Regions from separate parts of the Homo sapiens genome. Here region 2 is linked to region 1. A link is a loop called in an ENCODE intact Hi-C map of the cell type or tissue named here. Cell type or tissue: PC-3. All regions are shown on one strand. Region 1 has its middle 25 kb from the start of C6orf15. Region 2 overlaps TUBB (tubulin beta class I).

Region 1 (5,000 bases):
GGATTTCCTAATGAAATCAAATTTTGATTGTGGAAAGCATAATTAACATGTAGGAAACATCAGTATATTCTAGGACCTGAGAGTAAAGGATGAAGTCCCTTTTAGAGAGATACACTGTTCTCTTTTAGGAAGATGGGCATAGAAGTGCAGGAAGTCAACTAGACGTGTTAAAATATAAATTTTTGGCTGCTTGTAACAGAGACACAAATGCCACTGGTTTAAATTAGGTAGAAAATGTTTTCCCACCCTTGGATCCAAGCACATGAGGACCCTGCCCGGGCTCCATGATCTAGAGGGACCTGCTCTATCATTCCCCCAACTTATAGGACAAAAAGTCCGAGAAGCCAAAGGGATAGACCTACCCATGGAGGTTGCATCTCTTCTACAAGTACTACAGTCTAGGTACTTGGAACCCCTGAATTCCTGGCACTAATGGCCCCCAAGCCTGCTTCCAAGTTTGCATGGGCCTCCTCCTGGGGCCATCGTCCCAGGGGTTATGCCTCGCTGCTGTCGTGCATGCTCTGAGACCCCAAAATGTGGCTGTTTTCAGAGAAGGATATGGGTCTGGAGATTTTAGGGACTTGAATTTTCAGGAAAAGAAAGTAGGGCAGATGCAGGTAGAGGACCCAGAGCTAGTTTTCCTCACTCAGCCATATTCTGCCATGGAACCTAGGGGAGTCTCAGAATTCTAAATTCCAGCCTGGCTGTCCTAGCCTGGATTCCCCAGAAAACAGATTCTCAGATAGATTTATCTGCAGAAGTTTTATTGGGGAACAATCTTGGGACAAACACCTTTAAAAGCTGAGAGAAACGGGACAGGGAAAGGGAGCAGTTGAACTGTAATGAAGCCGTAAAGAGTACTGAGCTGATCTCATGGGTTGTGGAGGCCTCTGGCACTGGAAAAGTCCTTTAAATTTGGCCAAACTCGGCCGGGCGCGGTGACTCACGCCTGTAATCCCAGCACTTTGGGAGGCCGAGTGGGGGAGGATTATCTGAGGTCAGCAGTTCAAGACCAGCCTAGTTAACATGGTGAAACCCCGTTTCTACTAAAAATACAAAAAATTAGCCGGGCATGGTGGCATGCGCCTGTAATCCCAGCTACTCAGGAGGCTGAGGCTGGAGAATCACTTGAACCCAGGAGGCGGAGGTTGCAGTGAGCAGAGATTGTGCCATTGCACTCCAGCTCGGGCAACAAGAGCGAAAGTCCATCTCAAACAAACAAACAAACAAACAAACAAAAAGGTGGCCAAACTTGAAGCAAGGTAACCAGGACTTTGTATGTTCTTATCTTATCTATCAGTCATTGGATGTGGCTGCCCCCAGGGAGGGGAGGTGTAACCTTGGGCAAGACAGCTCTTTTCAGCTAAGGGCAATTCCCAGAGACAGAGCTGTCACAACCAACACCCCTGGCAGCTGGGGAATAAGTGACAATGTTGAAGGTAGGATTTGGGTGGCACACAACAGTATCTGCTACACTAGCCTTCAAGATCAGTATGAAGGTATATTTATCAAGACAAAAGCTGGAACATGTTTTATTCAATAATTTATTTGTTTGACTTATAACAATAAACCATCTCTAACACACATTTCCCTTCCTGATATCAGACAGCTGCTCTGAGGGATACCCGAGACCCACATTCAGGAAGTAAGATAGATATCAGCCTGGACTGCTGAATAGATGCCCTGTGATTTATCTTCAGACATGACTCAGTGGAAATGCAGTTGACTCCATTCTAAAACCTCTCTTGAGAATATTTCCAGGCCCAGTCAACTTATCTTGGTCTCACTATAAGGAAAGGAACTGAGATCAGCTGCACCCTGAGAGGCTAAGATCCTGATAGGGAGCAGGTGAAATCAGGTTGGAAAATAGACAAGACAAAGGCAGGCAGATGTAAGAGGTATTCAAAAGCCCAGTTGTGCTCTATTTTTGCCTTCCACGAGGAATCTTACGGGGAGCTTCCACATTACCCGGTTATTGGTCACGGCGGTGAGTTAAGGCTGTTTTATTGAATGAAATCATCAACCCCCCTCCTTTTCCTGCTAAAACGCAATCTGTTTCCAAGACTTTCCTAATGTAGAGTGATTTTATTGAGCCTAGACCATGGATTTCCCATCTGATAACTCTTTAAGAGGGATGAGATAGAACATAATGTGAGAAAATAACATTGTTCCAAGATTTGTAAATGCTAATAATTGTTGAAGTCCCATGGTAGGTAAATAGAGGTATTTTCTTTATTTTTGTGTAAGTTTGAAAATTTCCATAATAAAAAGTGTTATAAATTGTCTTAGCAGGTCACATAACTAATAATAAAGGTAAAATTTTTGTTGGTCTTAATGAGAGAGAATTTGGAAAGTGGAGATAAGCGGGGCTTTGGAGCTCCTAAACTATTCGGGCTGTGTTTTGACTCAGCGAGCTCAAAGTGGGAGGGCAGGAGAGCTCGCTTTTTAAAAGATCGACAGCGCCATCTACCGGTAAGAGCGCCCAACTCCCTTGCTAAGGATGATATCATTATGCTAGGGTGATAGTAGCAAGCCTCATTGTTAGTCACCTAAGAAGTTAAGACAATAAGAAATCATTCAAAAAATAAAATGGTGGCAGGACGAGGTGGCTCACGCCTGTAATCCCAGCATTTTGGGAGGCCGAGAGGGGAGGATCGCTTGAGCCCAGGAGTTTGAGACCAGCCTGGGCAACATAGTGAGGTCCAAATCGCTACCAAAAAAAAAAAAAAAAAAAGAGAAAAAAAAAAGAAAGGCGTTAAAATTAATTTAAAGATACACAATAATGAAAATATTACAAAGTACTATTATTCAGCCATAAAAAAGAAATTACATTCTATTTATTTATTTTATTTTATTTTATTTTGCAGACAGAGTCTTGCTCTGTCACCCAGGCTGGAGCGCAGTGGCGCAATCTTGGCTCACTGCAACGTCCGCCTCCCCGGTTCAAGGGTTTCTCCTGTCTCAGCCTCCTGAGTAGCTGGGATTACAGGCACGCGCCATCACGCCCAGCTAATTTTTGTATTTTTTTTAGTAGAGACGGGGTTTCACCATGCTGGCCAGGCGGGTCTCCAACTCCTGACCTCAGGTGATCTGCCAGCCTCGGCCTCCCAAAGTGCTGGGATTACAGGCATGAGCCACCGCGCCCAGCAGAAATTACATTCTGATACATGCTACAACATGGATGAACATTGAAAAAATTATGTAAAATGAAATAAGCCAGACACAAAAGGACAAATATTGTATGATTTCACTTACGTTAGATATTTAAAATGGGGAAATCTGGTTTGCCAGCACAGCAGGAAAAAAAATAAATAAAAGTAAAATACAAAAATCATAGAGGTGAAAAGTCAATTTGGCCAGGTGCCGTGGCTCATGCCTGTAATCCCAGCACTCTGAGAGGCTGAGGCAGGAGAACTGTTTGAGGCCAAGAGTTCGAGACCAACCTGGGCAACATGGTGAGACACCCACCCCCACCACCTCTAAAAAAAAAAAAAGAAAAGAAAATAAGTCGATTAGAGGTTACCAGGGGCTGGGCGGAAAGGAGAATGGGGAGTTATTGCTTAATGGGTAATGAGTTTCTGTTTGGAGTAATGAAAAAAATTTGGAAACAGATAGTGGTTGACAGCTGCACAACAACGTCAAATGTAATTAATGCCAATGAATTATACATTTAAAATGGTTAGGCTGGGTGCAGTGGCTCAGGCCTGTAATCCCAGCACTTTGGGAGGCCGAGGTGGGAGGATCACCTGAGGTCAGGAGTTCAAGACCAGCCTGGCCAACATGGTGAAACCCCATCTGTACTAAAAATACAAAAATTAGCCAGGCATAGTGGCAGGCACCTGTAATCCCAGCTACTCAGGAGTCTGAGGCAGGAGAATTGCTTGAACCTAGGAGGTGGAGGTTGCAGTGAGCCGAGATCGTGCCACTGTACTCAAGCGTGGGCAACAGAACGAGACTCCGTCTTGAGAAAATAAAATAAAATAAAATAAAATAAAATGGTTAAATGGGAAATCTTACCTTATATACATTTTCATATATATAACATACACACACACACACACACACACACATATATATACACACACACCACACACACATACAAGTATGAGCCACCACACCTGGCTAAATTGACTTTTCACCTCTATGATTTTCCTATTTTATTTTTATTTATTTTTTTCCCTGCTGTGCTGACAAACCAGATTTCCCCATTTTAAATATCTGATGTAAGTGAAATCATGCAATATTTGTCCTTTTGTTTCTGGCTCATTTCATTTTGCATAATTTTTTTTCAATATTCATCCATGTTGTAGCATGTATCAGAATGTAATTCCTCGTTTATAGCTGAATTATATATATGTTTATTTTTACCACAGTAAAAGAAATTTTAGGCCAGGCATGGTGGCTCATGCCTATAATCCCAGCACTTTGGGAGGCCAAGGCAGGTGGATCACTTGAGCTCAGGAGTTTGAGACCAACCTGGGCAACATGGCGAAACCCTGTCTGTACTAAAAATACAAAAATTAGCCGGGCGTGTTGGTGCACGTATCCATTTCAGCTACTTGGGAGGCTGAGGTGGGAGGATAGTTTGAGCCAGCGAAGTCCAGGCTGCAGTGAGCTGTGATTGTGCCACTGCACTCCAGCCTGGGTGATAGAGCCAGACCTTGTCTCATAATAATAATAATAATGATTAATTAATTTAATTAATTATTTTTTTAAATTTTTTATTTTTTGAGGCGCAGTTTCAGTCTTGTTGCCCAGGCTGGAGTACAATGGCATGATCTCGGCTCACCACAACCTCCGCCTCCCAGGTTCAAGTGGTTGTCCTGCCTCAGCCTCCCTAGTAGCTGGTATTACAGGCATGTGTCACCACACCCGGCTAATTTTTGTATTTTTAGTAGAGACAGGGTTTCTCCAGGTTGGTCAGGCTGGTCTCGAACTCCTGACCTCTGGTGATCTGCCCACCTCGGCCTCCCAAAGTGCTGGGATTACAGGTGTGAGCC
Region 2 (5,000 bases), 360 kb before region 1:
ACTTGGTTTTGTTCTATCCTACATTTGAGATTTCTATTTTATGTTGAACTTGCTGCTTTTTTTCATATTGAAAAGATGACATCGCCCCAAGAGCCAAAAATAAATGGGAATTGAAAAAAGCTGCGAGATGTGTGCTTATTTAGGGAAACACGGCTGGCTGATGGAGGCATGGGGCCTGAGTTCAGTTGCACTGCTCTCCTTAAATTGACACTTAATATTGAGTCCCTGTCCTACGGATTCAACCAACTGGATATTGGGAAAAGAGTTGTACTGGACATGTATAGACTTCTCATTATTCCCTAAACAATAATAGTATAAATTATTTACATAATATTTGCATTAGATTAGGTATTACAAGTAACGTAGAGATGATTTGAAGTACACAGGTTATATGCAAGTACTACATTTTATATGAGGGACTTGGGTGTCTGCCGATTTGGTATCTCAGGGAGGTACTGGTAAGGACACTGACTGCTTTATAGACCCTCACATCATTGTTTCTGGTACCCAAACTGCTCTGAGCACCAGTCAGTCTTTACTGTAGTCTCTGACAGCTCACTACAGCCTTGATGTCCTGGGCTCAAACAATCCATCTCATTCTCCCAAGCAGCTGGGACTGTAGGCATAAGCCAGGTGAGCCAGTGCACCAGGCCCACCAATGAGTCTTAACTGGGGAAGGCATAGGCTTAGATGCAGGATCCAGGGATGGAAAATGGAAGCTGAGAAGAATGACAAATCACGTGTAACTGGTTTCCAGACCAGCATCCACATCCTCTGGGAACTTGCAGAAATAAATGCAAGTTTTTCATCCCACCCAGATGTACTGAACCATAAATGGTTGAACTGGCCTTGGCCACCCAGCCCAGGATTCCTTTGGGTTATGTGTACCCATGGCCATTTCCTGTGATCCTGTGGGCTTAGTCAACCTATGACACCAAGATAACTAGTGAAGCCCTGGTATGGTGGCTCCCACTTGTAATCCCAGCACTCTGGGGGGCCGAGGCAGGAGGATGGCTTGAGCCCAGGAGTTCCACACCAGCCTGGGCAGCAGTGAACCATCTAACAAAAAAAAAAGCTGGGCATGGTGGTGCATGCCTGTAGTCCCAGCTGCTGGGGTAGAGGGGGGTGGTGGTTGTTGGGGGTAGGGGGGTGGGGATTGGATGGGAGGATTGCCTGAGCCTGGGAGGTAGAGGCTGCAATGAGCCCTGACCCTACCCCTGCACCCCAGCCTGGGTGACAGAGCAAGACCTTGTCTTTTTTTTTCTTTTTTCTTGAGATGGAGTCTTGCTATGTTGCCCAGGTTGGAGCACATTGGCGCGATCTTGGCTCGCTACAACCTCTGCCTCCCGGGTTCAAGGAATTCTGCCTCAGCTTCCCAAGTAGCTGGGATTACAGGCACCCACCATCACGCCGGGCTAATTTTTGTATTTTAGTAGAGATGGGGTTTCACCACGTTGGCCAGGACTGGTCTCAAACTCCTGACCTCAAGTGATCCACCCGTCTCAGCCTCCCAAAAAGTTCTGGGACTACAAGCATGAGCCACCGTGCCCGGCCCAAGCCCAAGACCTTGTCTTTAAAAAAAAAAAAGGATAACTAGGCGGGATTGCTACCTTATGGTCCCATTCTAAAACAATCTGTACCATCTACTACCTCATACTTTTAAGTTCACAATGCAAGTCTCAAAGCTACCCTGAAAACAATAATTCCTTTTGCCATGTTTTCAGGAATTCTAGGAACTAGTATTATTCCCAACATTCCTTCTATTTTAGCATGCTTTTCTGACTATAATACACTGTTGGGGGGAAAAATTAACTCTAAAACTCTTGACAGTATATAAGTAACTTGCTTTTCTCCCATTCTAGAAAGCCTATTGTATGCAAGAAAGCCTATTGTATGCAAGGGAAGAAGCTACATTCTAGCATTCATTTTCTTTCTAATAGAGCCAGGATCTTGCTTTGTCACCCAGGCTGGAATGCAGTGGTGTGATCATGGCTCACTACAGCCTTAGACTCCTGAGCTCAAGTGATCCTCCCACCTTAGCCTCCCAAGTAGCTAGGACTATAGGCAAGAGTCACCATACCTGAGTCTAGCATTCATTTTTTTTCTCTTTTTTTTTGAAACAGTCTCACTCTGTCACCTAGGCTAGAGTGCAGTGGTGCGATCTTGGCTCACTGCAACCTCTGCTTCCCAGGTTCAAGTAATTCTCCTGCCTCAGCCTCCCAAGTAGCTGGGACTACTACTTGGCATGTTTCACCCTGCCTGGCTAATTTTTGTATTTTTGGTAGAGACAAGGTTTCGTCATGTTGGCCAGGCTGGTCTTGAACTCCTGACCTCAGATGATCTGCCTGCCTTGGCCTCCCAAAGTGCTGGGATTACAGGCATGAGCCACTGTGCCGGGCCAAGCATTAATTTCCAGTTGCTTCTGTTTTATTAGTACTTACTTACAGCAATTTATTTGGGTAGCAAAGTTGAAAACCTCCAGCCCATCCCTCAGTCTTGGTCAGGAAAATATTCTAGACAACAGGCTCAAACAGTCTGATTTAATTAGGAAGTTAAATAAGTTGAGGTGGGGTGGAGTGGGATCATCAGAAGGCTGACATGGGACCGCTGGAGTTGGCAATCATAGCAGTGTGAGGTTGGCAAGGGGAGCAACCCCCTTCAAGACAAGGCACAAACTATTTGGCAAGGAGAGATGAGGGGTGGGACCTCACTGTCAATGGACATGCTCAGGGAGGCCAGTGGGTTACATGCAACAGGAGGATCATTCAGGCAACTTCAGCTATGAGGCTGGGCATCTGTGAGGGCTGAAGGCTCAGGCTGTTCTCAAAGGCTTGTGATTCACCTGGCAAAAAGACAACAGTAGATGACACTTGGGAACATTCGGGAGGCTGAGGCCCCTACTCTCCCGGGCCCCAGTTTAGACGAATGGGCTATAGGCAGAACACACACGGCCAGGGTTCTTTCTGGTGCCCTACCACCTGTTTCCCCAAACAAAGACATCAGGACCCACATACAATAAATCACTGAAGAGAGGAGAGGGGGCAGAGCCTTGTTTGCACACTCTCCTTAGCTCTGAATATTCTACTGCAGGCCTCCAGGAGGCTCCAAGGAACCCAGCTTGAAGGTCATTGGTATGATCCAGTGCTTTTATTTACATACGCTTTTTTTTTTTCTTTTTTTTTTTGAGACGGAATCTCACTCTATCACCCAGGCTAGAATGCAGTGGTGCGATCTTGGCTTACTGCAGCCTCCGCCTCCTGAGTTCAAGTGATTCTCCTGCCTCAGCCTCCCGAGTAGCTGGGATTACAGGTATGCGCCACCATACCCAGCTAATTTTTGTATTTTTGGTAGAGATGGGGTATCACCATGTTGGCCAGGGTGATCTCAAACTTCTGACCTCAGCTGATCGTCCACCCTGGCCTCCCAAAGTTCTGGGATTACAAGTGTGAGCCACAGCACCCAGCCCGAATATGCATTTCTTTCTCTTTTTTTTTTTGAGACAGAGTCTTGCTCTGTTGCCTAGGATGGAGTGCAGTGGTGCTATCTCGGCTCACTGCAAGCTCTGCCTCCCAGGTTCACACCATTCTCCTGCCTCAGCCTCCCCAGCAGCTGGGACTACAGGCACACACCGCCACGCCCGGCTGTTTTGTATTTTTAGTAGAGACGGGGTTTCACTGTGTTAGCCAGGATGGTCTCAATCTCCTGACCTCGTGATCCGCCCGCCTCAGCCTCCCAAAGTGCTGGGATTACAGGCATGAGCTACCGCGCCTGGAATTTTTTTTTTTTTTTGAGATAGAGTCTTATTCTGTCACCCAGGCTGGAGTGCAGTGGTGTGATCTCAGCTCACTGCAACCTTCGGCTCCTGGGTTCCAGCAATTCTCCTGCCTCAGCTTCCCGAGTAGCTGAGATTACAGGCATGCACCACCAAGCCTGGCTAATTTTTTTTTGTATTTTTAGTAAAGATGGTGTTTCACCATGTTGGCCAGGCTGGTCTCCAACTCCTAACCTCAGGTGATCTGCCTGCCTCAGCCTCCCAAAGTGCTGGGATTACAGGCGTAAGCCACTGCACCTGGCCCCATTTCTTTAACATACACATAATGCTTACTATATACCAGGCACTATTCTAAACACTGCAAATATTTGCTCGAGCCCCTCAACAATTCAACAGGGTAGTTTCTAATTATTAACCCAATTTTAAGATGAGGAAACAGGTATAGAGAGGTTGATTACTTGTCCAAGATTACAGCTAGCAGGCATTGTAGCTAGGATTCGCAACAAAACAGTGGTTCCAGAGCCTGTTTGCTGACTTCTACCATGATCTACAGGTGAATTAACTGGGGCGCTGAGAAAAGCAGTGATATGCCCTAGAATTAATTAACTGTCAATAGGCTGCAACTAGTTCCCTATACTAGTGGGGTGACCACAAGCACAGGTTGCAGAGACAGTCGACCTGGATTTCACTCCAGCTGCACTAGCAGAATGAGTAGGAACATGCTGGATGTTGAGTTTCTGGACTTTGTAAAATCCTATATACCCTAATGGTAGTTTGATTTAAAACAACTCATTTATGTAGAAGCTTAGCACTGTGTCTGGCACACAGAAAGTGATTAATAAACATCAATGACTCCCAGGCCTGGATGCTGGTTAAATGCTAGGCATACTGTGTCACACAACACAGGAACCTAGCAATTCTCCTCAGCTCCAACCTGAGACCTCACCTGGGAGATGCTCACGCCTGTGAGTCTTTCCACACTCTCTGGCAGGCGAGTTAGAATGTCCAGTACTTCCCCAGTCACTTTGGCTGCCCCCATGGTCCCACTGCCGCTGGACACCAGTGTGATCTTATTGGCTGAAGTCAAGGGACCACTGATCTCCTCTGCCACCTGGCAGGAGAGAGACACCCACTCAGTGCCCATGATCTGACCACATTCCTCATAAAACAACTTACTCTGGGTTTTAAGGTCCTCGTTCCACTGATCATCCTTCCTCACTTTGGTCAC

The links. Peaks named below come from ENCODE experiments on the same cell type or tissue, not always from the same donor. Only the 100,000 strongest peaks of a DNase experiment are listed, where the experiment ranks them.
Region 2: it touches region 1 in a loop (5-fold over the local background); 11 of 110 quality-filtered maps call a loop at or near these places.

The regions. Positions count from the first base shown.
Region 1 is chr6:31,085,255-31,090,254 of GRCh38, forward strand. No RefSeq gene overlaps it. Among named protein-coding and RNA genes, the nearest start is that of C6orf15, 25 kb to the right of the region's middle. In PC-3, a CTCF peak has its summit at 2,462 (motif pointing left); DNase peaks (open chromatin) are centred at 1,747 and 2,467; H3K4me3 peaks cover 1,186 bases; H3K27ac peaks cover 870 bases.
Region 2 is chr6:30,725,304-30,730,303 of GRCh38, forward strand. TUBB (tubulin beta class I) reads left to right here. Exons shown (of 4, transcript NM_178014.4): 4 at 1-119. FLOT1 (flotillin 1) reads right to left here. Exons shown (of 13, transcript NM_005803.4): 12 at 4,719-4,883; 13 at 2,406-2,842. The coding sequence ends at 2,813. Among named protein-coding and RNA genes, the nearest start is that of TUBB, 7.5 kb to the left of the region's middle. In PC-3, a CTCF peak has its summit at 3,074 (motif pointing right); a DNase peak (open chromatin) is centred at 858; H3K27ac peaks cover 2,139 bases.